Regions from separate parts of the Homo sapiens genome. Here region 2 is linked to region 1. A link is a contact called in ENCODE Hi-C data. All regions are on one chromosome and are shown on one strand. The core of a region is the stretch at or near the end of the contact, and the rest is flanking DNA. Distances in the headings are between cores, read along the strand shown.

Region 1 (4,274 bases), core at 502-3,001:
TCCAGCAGCTCCTTCGGCATTTCTGCAAGGAGGACTTGAAGCAAGAGGCCAAGTGAGGGGCTGCCCAGTTCTCACACCAGAAACCACACATTCACTCAATATGCAGCTTCCTGTTTCAGTAGGGGAGTGACCTAACTGGCCTAATTAATGGGATACCCCGACATTTCCACTGTTAGCAAATATACGGCATTTTGCTTTAGTTTTCCCCCATCCTCTTTAACTATAAAGCTAATTTGTGACCAAAGATGGCATCCTTCATACTGGATGCTGTATCCAATACTTTGTTGTGTCTGTGCTAACCTGGGAACTGGCCACCTCCATTGTTCTTTGCTTCTGCACAAGATCCATGAAAATCCATTGATCAGAAGAACTTCACCTGCAGACCTCTTCAAGTGACACTATGTAGGAATCCTTCCAAGGAATATCTATGTACAATGTATATAGCTGAAATGCTCAGATGAACAACATATTAAAATTAAAACCACTGCCTATTGTAACTACACTGGGCATCAGAATAAAAGGCCTCTAGAAATTGCTGAACAATGGTTAATTAAGATATTGCTAACACAATCGAGTGATAATACAGTTTTACTGCAAAAGAAGCACTTCAAACCTATTATGTCCTTAGAACTTCCAGAGTAGCCACTGCTCCCAGTTAAAGGTGGGTCAGTAGCCTTGCAGAACTGTCCTGAGAAGTTATTGCTGGTGCTGGCCAGCCATGGCTTAGGACTCCAACAGCCACTCTGAGGGAGGGGAGAAGGGAGCAGAGGCCACGCAGAATGAACCGATGGGGTATTCAGTTGCTGGCAGCTACATTGTGTGGCATTCTAGCATCTTCAGGTCTTTAGATCTTGGACAAGTTGGCAGGGTATTTTAAAAGCTATAACTACTGTAGTTTTCCAGTTTTCATTGCTGCTTTAGCAAACCACGCTGTCTTACAGTGGTACTTTCTTCTGGCCACTGCACTGTAGATAATTCATTGGAAACAAGATTTACCCACTACATAAAAGGTTAAACTCCTTCAGTATGTTGGAGTGGTTTCTTTTTTTTTTTCTTTCTTTCTTTTTTTTCTTCAGGTTTATATCTTCTCTAATACCTGCATGTGGCGTTTAAAAATCAAGACCACGGTCAAACCCCTCTTCTAATCACATTAATTGTTTCCATTCTTTTTACCCTGAGTGAGCACTTTTCACTTTCCAGCTAGGTCTGTTTTTCAGCTTGCAGACAAGATTGAGAAATCCTTGAAAATTTGGTTTTGGTTAAAATTTTTGGTTTATTTATTTGAAATCCACACTCCCTTGGAAACTCTTAAGTGCATTTGTGCACTTCTGTTTGTTTGTCTCAAAGAAGGGACTGTAACAATCTGAGTAATTTCCATGTCCTCTTCCTTATTCCTCTAGTGGTTGAAGCTGTGTAGCATTTTAACATATATATATTCACAAATATATTCATATAAACAGTATACATTTTGAATCAGTCATTTGTTAAAGAAAAGTATATTCAATGAAGATGAAATTTAAATAAAAAAGGACAGAGTCTATCCTCCAGGGATTGAACATTTTCCAATTATCTGGTCTTTTCCTGTTGTGCAAAAATGACTCATTGCTCCGAATGTCAAAAACAAATGCGACAAACAATGGCACTTCATCATTTAAAGTAATGTTGCCAAGAGAAAAAATTTCCTGGGAGGGAGGTTTCCCACAAGCCAAATCTCCTAAGCCTCAAATGCTAGCACTTTTTGGCAGTTGGATAGGAAATGAGACATTCTTTGGCAGCCAAAATAAGAGAGGCCGATGGTGAAACTTTTTGAGACACCCTATGGCCTTCTTGTCAAAACCTTCACTGGAGCTCAAGAAAAGCATTTCTGTTGTGTTATTTGCAGTGCAGATGATGTCTGTGTAACAACATAATGGTTATTCACCTTTTTTTGATTTTGATTTTTGCTGTGTTATCAAAAACTTGAATACTGTGAGAAGAAGTGAATTTTCAGTTGACGAATCAGCATCTTGTTCCCATGGTGATAACACTAATTGAATATATCTATGAGGGCATGTATTAGTTAATGGAAAAAAAAATACAACACTAACAATACATAGCTGCAATGTGTACAATGGCTGATTTAATTAAATAAAATGTACAAGTGTTAAATGTGGCAACGGTGATTTGTTCTTCTTTATCATGAATCTGTGATTTCAGGAGAATAAGAGGTTTTAAAAAGTTGAGCTAGACTTGAAACCAACAGAAAGACACAAATTGCTTTTTTTCTTATGGTTTTTATTTAGTCGCTGAATATGCTATATGCCTGGCACTGGATTAAGCACTGGGATAAATAGATTTTGCCTCTGCCCTCAAGAAATTCTTATTGTTCTTGTTATGCAAAAGAAGAAAATGAGGATTTTTGTTTTGGATCACTACTAAATGAAAGAAAATAGGAATTTGGGGACTTGCAGGGGATGAGAAAGGGTAAGTGGGATTGGCAGCACAGCAAGACTGGTTTGGTTCTCTCCCATGAGGCCATGGCTGTCACTAAATACTTTCTGTCTTTGGGAACAGCAGTTGGCTCTGGAGTTTTCTTTCTGTCTTAGAGCCTGAGAATTTAAAATTAAATGGATATATTAATATAAATAAAGACAGGGTAGGACTATGGAAAATCAAAATCAGTTGTGTGTGGAGAGTTTTGTTTCATTTTTTGAAAAATCCCTTTACTGTTGCTTTAATATTTTTTACAGTAAAAACAAAACAAAAAAGACATGATTTAGAAATTGAGTAGGTTTTATTTAAATCTTATCTGGTATGAGACAGGAAGCTCACTGGATCTGATTTCTATCCTTGGTTGATTTACAGGTCTTCTGAACTTAAAATACCAATTATGCTTGACATTTTTCAAAGAAAACAGTTAAAAATAATTCCAAAGTAGGAGTGTCTGTGTGATCATCTCTCTCCTTCTCATTTGTTTAATGTGCTGTACTTTCTACTTACAGGAACTCTGGGCTTGTGTTACTTTGGGTTTGATTAAGGAAATCAAAGCATCAGAGAAGATTCAATGTCTTCTCATGTTTAATTATTTGCTGTGCAAAACCCATTTTTGTAAAAGAACTTCAGTGAGTCATATGCCGTTTTACAGAAGTATATTTAAAGGTAGGGTGGGGGAAACTTCCAGACTGAGAGAAGATTATGCACCACTCATAAATCATTTGTATTAGTCATGAAGAGGTGAAAGTGACATATAAGCACTCGGAAACAGGCTTGAATTGAATTTGAAATTAGTTTGCTCGTGGAGTCACTTGATTTCTGTAAGCATGGAGAGTCTGGGTGTGGGCAAGTAGTCAGGCAAATGAATAAATCAGATAAAGAGAAGTTAAACGTAGGTCTAGTGAGAACCAAAATCACTACGAGGTTCTCCTGAATAACAGAATAAAAATGAACTGCTTGCTTTCATCATGCTCTAAAAGAAAATATTTCAAAGTCTATGTCTTTGGTTGCCACCTCTGCTTAAAAACTATATGCTCCTTCCTTCATTTAAGGTATCATTTCTCTTTCTAATCTAATTGAAGCTAGAATTACAATCATAGACTGAATCACCAAAGTAAGAAAATCTTTTAGATATCTGTGCGGTGGGGATGGAGGGGGCGATGTCCTGAACACAAATTAAAATACTCCTATTGGGTTATACTCAGGCCTTCTGGGAAAAACAAAAGTACTCCCTGGCTTTAAATTAGTTCCACAGTATGAAGTAAATAGTGCATATGGATAGACTTTGGATGGAGCTATTATCTATGGTAAACAGAGACATTTGGCAGTGGCACATGTAATATTTCAAGAGATGTCTTCAGTCACTGGAGACATTCAGTTGTTCAGTTCATGGAATGTTTCCATGAGGCAATGTGACAAATTGGTAAGTGTGTTATCTTACAGTAAGACCTGGATTGGAATCAGTCCAGCTCTGTCTAGCCCCCTTCCATGACTTTGTAAAGGTTTATCGACTGGATGACAATTTCCTCATCAGTAAAATAGGAGACACTGCTACTAGCCTTGGATGCATCTCACTGCTCCAGGCAGGGAAGGTCAGCCAGCCCTGGCCTGTCTGTCACTCCTTAGTGTAGAAGAGCCCCTGTTGTGCAAGTATCCTTGATGTCCGTTCATTGTGGATCCCTGTTTGTGACCCTCTGCCTCTTTGTGTAGGAGTCAGCCTCGGGGTAGGTGTTAAAGGCATTAGCTTACCCCTGTAGGTTAGAAAATACAGTTAAATCTTTTCCTATTATAATGAGAATCAC
Region 2 (4,274 bases), core at 1,276-3,775, 440 kb after region 1:
AGGACAGGCTCAGGAAAAATTAGCTCTAGGGCTTAAGCATGACAAGATTTGAGAGTTAGGTGAATAATTTGTAATCCTAGAAGATAAAACAAGCAAGCAAACAAAAAAAAAAACCCACACACCTCTTCACGTGGTTATTAGAAATTTGGAGCATTGGGTGCGGGGAAACACCATTTAAAAAAATGGAAAAAGCACTCCATTGATGATGATTATGGTAGTGATGCTATAGATGATGAGAAGATGCCATGTACTAAGAACTAAATATTTGCCAGATAGGGAATAAATATAGTGTACTTCACTGAAGCATCTGTCAGTCTCTAAATTATCCCCTTCACAAACTCACAAACGCAGTAACAAGATGGACAGATTCCAGTGAGCCATGTTTAAACATGACCTCTCCCCTACATCCACATCTGATGGGAGTATTTATTTATTAAACAGATATTTATTGAGTACCTATCATATATGGAGTGGTGAACCAAACAGATAACATTTCTGCTTTTTTGGGGCTTTTGGCAAAGATAGGACGGTAAAGATAGAATGAGCTAAGGTACTATGCTTGATGCTTCCAGGTAGATTCACCCTAACCCTCCAAAGTAAGTAGTGGTATTCTTATTTTACAGAGAAGAAAGCTAAGCTCTCTTTCCCTAACCAGGGAAATTAAGTTGCTAATAACTAGAAAGTGAATAAAGGGCAAAGGCAGCTGTATCCTAACTCTGAGCCTTTCTGAAGTCTGTGATTATCCTAGTTGCACCATTTATGTCCCATAAGCAGGACACAGAAACATTTAGCTGTGATCTATGGGCTGGAAAGTGACAACTACTGCTGCTGCTAGGATAGGAAGCTTGGCGCTGGACACCTCAATGTACAGCTGGACTGGCAAAGCACTAAACATGTCCATCACCATGTTTGCTAGGAACGGCAAACTATGAAACCTAGAGATGGTCTCCTCCTCACTTCTGTCTTCCAAATTTTGCATAAGTACACCTTATTGTCAGCACCTAGTTTGCACTTAGAACACCAACTGCAAAGGAGTCTGGGGAAATGTAGCTTTCAGGTTTCCAGCCTCCGAATGAATGATAGCACACCAGGAGGAGGGGAGAAATTCTTAGCAACCCAGTGCTTAGTATTTGGCATCCCATTACATTAAGATGCCTTGAATATTTGCTTAGAAATGTGATATTTCATACTGGCAGGTTTGGACATGCAGGGGTTTGTCTGGTGTTGTTTGGGATTTTTCTAGGTTTTGAGTCACTCCACATGTTTTTGCCACACAATTAATTACTTGTACCATTTCAAATTAAAGGAGACTTTATAAAGAGATACCTATGTGCAGACTCAAGAGCGGACTGAAATACCTGGGAGTCAGAAGCCTAAAGTTTGTGTGTATATTTTTTTCCCTGCAGGTTCCCAATAACTGTGTGTCACCTTCAACAAGATCTCTAGCCTCTTTGGGTTTTTCAGCGTTTTCTCCACTGTAACAAGAATAATGGCTCTCGCCACTTCTCTGCCTCTAAGGGTGTTGTCAGAATTAATGAGACATCAGGGTGAAAAGCTTTCTACATTTTTTTCCCCTCAGAGAATGCTGGAAAAAAAAATAGAAGTAATATCTGTATTTTGTGAAGAACTTTTCTTTCTGCATGTCTTCATAACATTTAGAAAAGAGTTTACAGATTTTTTTTTTTTTGAGCAATGGCAATTACCATAGGTGTTACATATAATAAGGGAACTTTATCTGTCAAGAGAAACAAAGGAGAAACTAAAAACTTGAGTCAGAGAAAGTATGCTCCTGGCTTACTCTTTAATGGAATGAGTAGGAGGGCTGAGAAAATCACAAGTAAAATATTACTGTACAGAGAGCATCTGAAAGTAGGAGGAGAAACTACTTAATTAAAGTTGCCACCCTCAAAGTAGAAAAAGAAAAGTGATACTGACTGCTGACAAGTTGCTGAAATGCCTTAGATATACTGGAGAGAGAAGATGAAAGTTGGAGGTCAAAATCTTTGTGCTTTAGGGTTAAACTGCTCAGATCAATGATAATAATATCACTGATCATTATGTTCCATTGGAAGTTAAACTCTAACGAGTTAAAAATGTTCTCAACCATTTAATTAATTATTCAATGAATTGTTTGTTAACATAGGCAACAAGTACTATATCAATTCTCTCACTTCAGTGGAATGCAATACTCTGGATTCTGATGGGTGTTAATGCTGTCAAACATGCACATCTTAATAAGATTTATTCTTGGCCATCTGTAGATAATGACTTTCTAAATAAAGCTGTTCTTGGAGACAGAAAATATTCAACTCTGATATTTATAGTACTGTCCATATTTATAATCAAGTTGCTTTTTTGTTTAGAATCCTTTGTTTTAGGATGTTAAGCATTTTGGAAAATATTGTGGGGGCACATATAATTATTATTTCTTTAGGGTAAAGTACAGCTAAGCAAGGATAGGCCAAATGTCAAAGAGTGGTCCAGAAGTCAGACTGAGAGTTCAATTTCCTCACCCACTGACCGCACTCACTGAATGCCTCTGAAAAACCATGACTAATCACTTCTTCTTTTCAAGTATCTTATGAGGATATCTTTCTTAAAAGTATTTTATTCAGTTTCAAAAGATTTTTTATTACCTAATGCCTTTTCTCTAACTCAAAACAAATAGTACTTTTCAGTAATCGTTGCCCTTTTCACATCAATCCTTCTCCACATTGGTTGAACAATACTCTTTGGGAAAAAATAAACTGGATAGTACAACATATAGTAAGTTGAATATATAATATCTTCTTCTAATAGGTCTTCACATTTTTGCATCAAACTTGTTGTCTTAAATTCAACATCTTCTTTTGAGTAATAATACTTATGAATAACTTATGGAAAACATTGTTAAAGGTGAAAGTATCATAGAAACAAGAACTCCAGGGCATTTAAATATATCGCGAATGAGGCTTTATAAAGACTATGAATGCTAATTTGTATATCAAATATAAACAGGGTTACTAGTGAAAACAAGGTCCAAATAGGGTAATTCAAAATAGCATATTCATATCTTTTTAAACATCCCTCAGAAAACTATATTTGAAGCAATCAGGATAATCTACATATTTCTTACAAAAATACATTTGTTTTACAAAGAGCAAGATGAGCAATTAAAGTAAAACTATTAAGGATGTTGTAAGTGTCTGGGGCTAAGATTTCAGAATTAGAGTTTGGGATTAAGAAGCAATTTCTTGCATACTAAAGTTGTAAAGGTGTCAATATGAATGTGTGGCTTCCTTGAATAGTGCTCATGTATGCAGAGATCGGTGTTGATAATGCAACTATTATCATTTTTGTGATTTGGTTTGGAAAGGACAGGAAAGGATAATTGTATAAGAGAAGCAATGGTACAAATCAAATGAAAATTCAGATGATCAGCCAGGTCCAAGATGCATGGAGAATGAAGACAGAAACTTGTGAAAGTTTTTGTTTGTTTGTTTGTTTATTTTTAAAAGAGGGATTGATATCTGAGGAAGACCAAGTTACTGGAAGTCTTCAACTTGGAAGTCAAAGAATAAATAGGAAATATGTTTATAGAGAATGTTAGCTAAAATTTTCAGACATTTTAGTTTGCAGGGCATGACAAGATGGAGGGTAAAGCTGTAAGAGTGGGTAGTTGTGAAAGAAATGCAAAGGGAAATTATTGCATTAGTGATCTATTGCTGTGTTACAAATCACAAATTCAGTGGCTTAAGACGATATTAATTATCTCACAGTTTCTGTGAGTCATGAGTCCAGTTACTGCCTAGCTGGATTCTCTTCTTAGGGTCTTACAGTGCTGCAATTAATGTGTTGGCTGGAGTGTGTTCTCATTTGAGATTTGACTGTTGAGGAATCTATTTCCAAGCTCACTCGGATTACTGGAAGAATTTCCTTGCAGTTGTAGGATTGAGGGCTCTGGCCTCTTGTTGGTTGTGAGCTGAAACTGCCTTGAGCTCCTACAGTCAATTCTCATCATTTAGAAGCTATTCGCAGTTCCCAGAGGTCACCTGAAGTTCTTTGCCATATGAGCTTTCCCAACATGGTTTCTTACTTCATCAAACCAGCAAGGAGACATATGCTAGGGTGCCATCCCATCATCTTTGCCATAATCTGTTGGTTAGAAGTAAGTTACAGGCTCGCCCTGTGATTAAAGTTGGGGCGGGGGGTGGATTACACAAAGATGTGAATGCCAGAAAATGGGGATCATGAGTTCACCTTAGAAGCTGTACACCTCAACTGATAAGAGAAAA

Evidence for each region. A loop is a pair of places that touch in the nucleus more often than their neighbours do. Pooled maps may share reads with other maps.
Region 2: a pooled map shows a loop between it and region 1 (8-fold over the local background). The contact joins two enhancer-like sites. A Hi-C loop is called at or near these places in 5 of 37 single-sample maps with no recorded cell type and 10 of 50 pooled maps.

The regions. Positions count from the first base shown.
Region 1 is chr4:113,381,585-113,385,858 of GRCh38, forward strand. ANK2 (ankyrin 2) reads left to right here. Exons shown (of 46, transcript NM_001148.6): 46 at 1-2,152. Among named protein-coding and RNA genes, the nearest start is that of MIR8082, 230 kb to the left of the region's middle. RefSeq lists an enhancer at 3,894-4,274. Within about 2 kb of position 1,752, at least 5 of the 41 ENCODE cell types and tissues checked have a DNase peak (open chromatin) inside an H3K27ac peak, as active enhancers do.
Region 2 is chr4:113,820,891-113,825,164 of GRCh38, forward strand. No RefSeq gene overlaps it. Among named protein-coding and RNA genes, the nearest start is that of CAMK2D, 61 kb to the left of the region's middle. Within about 2 kb of position 2,526, at least 2 of the 41 ENCODE cell types and tissues checked have a DNase peak (open chromatin) inside an H3K27ac peak, as active enhancers do.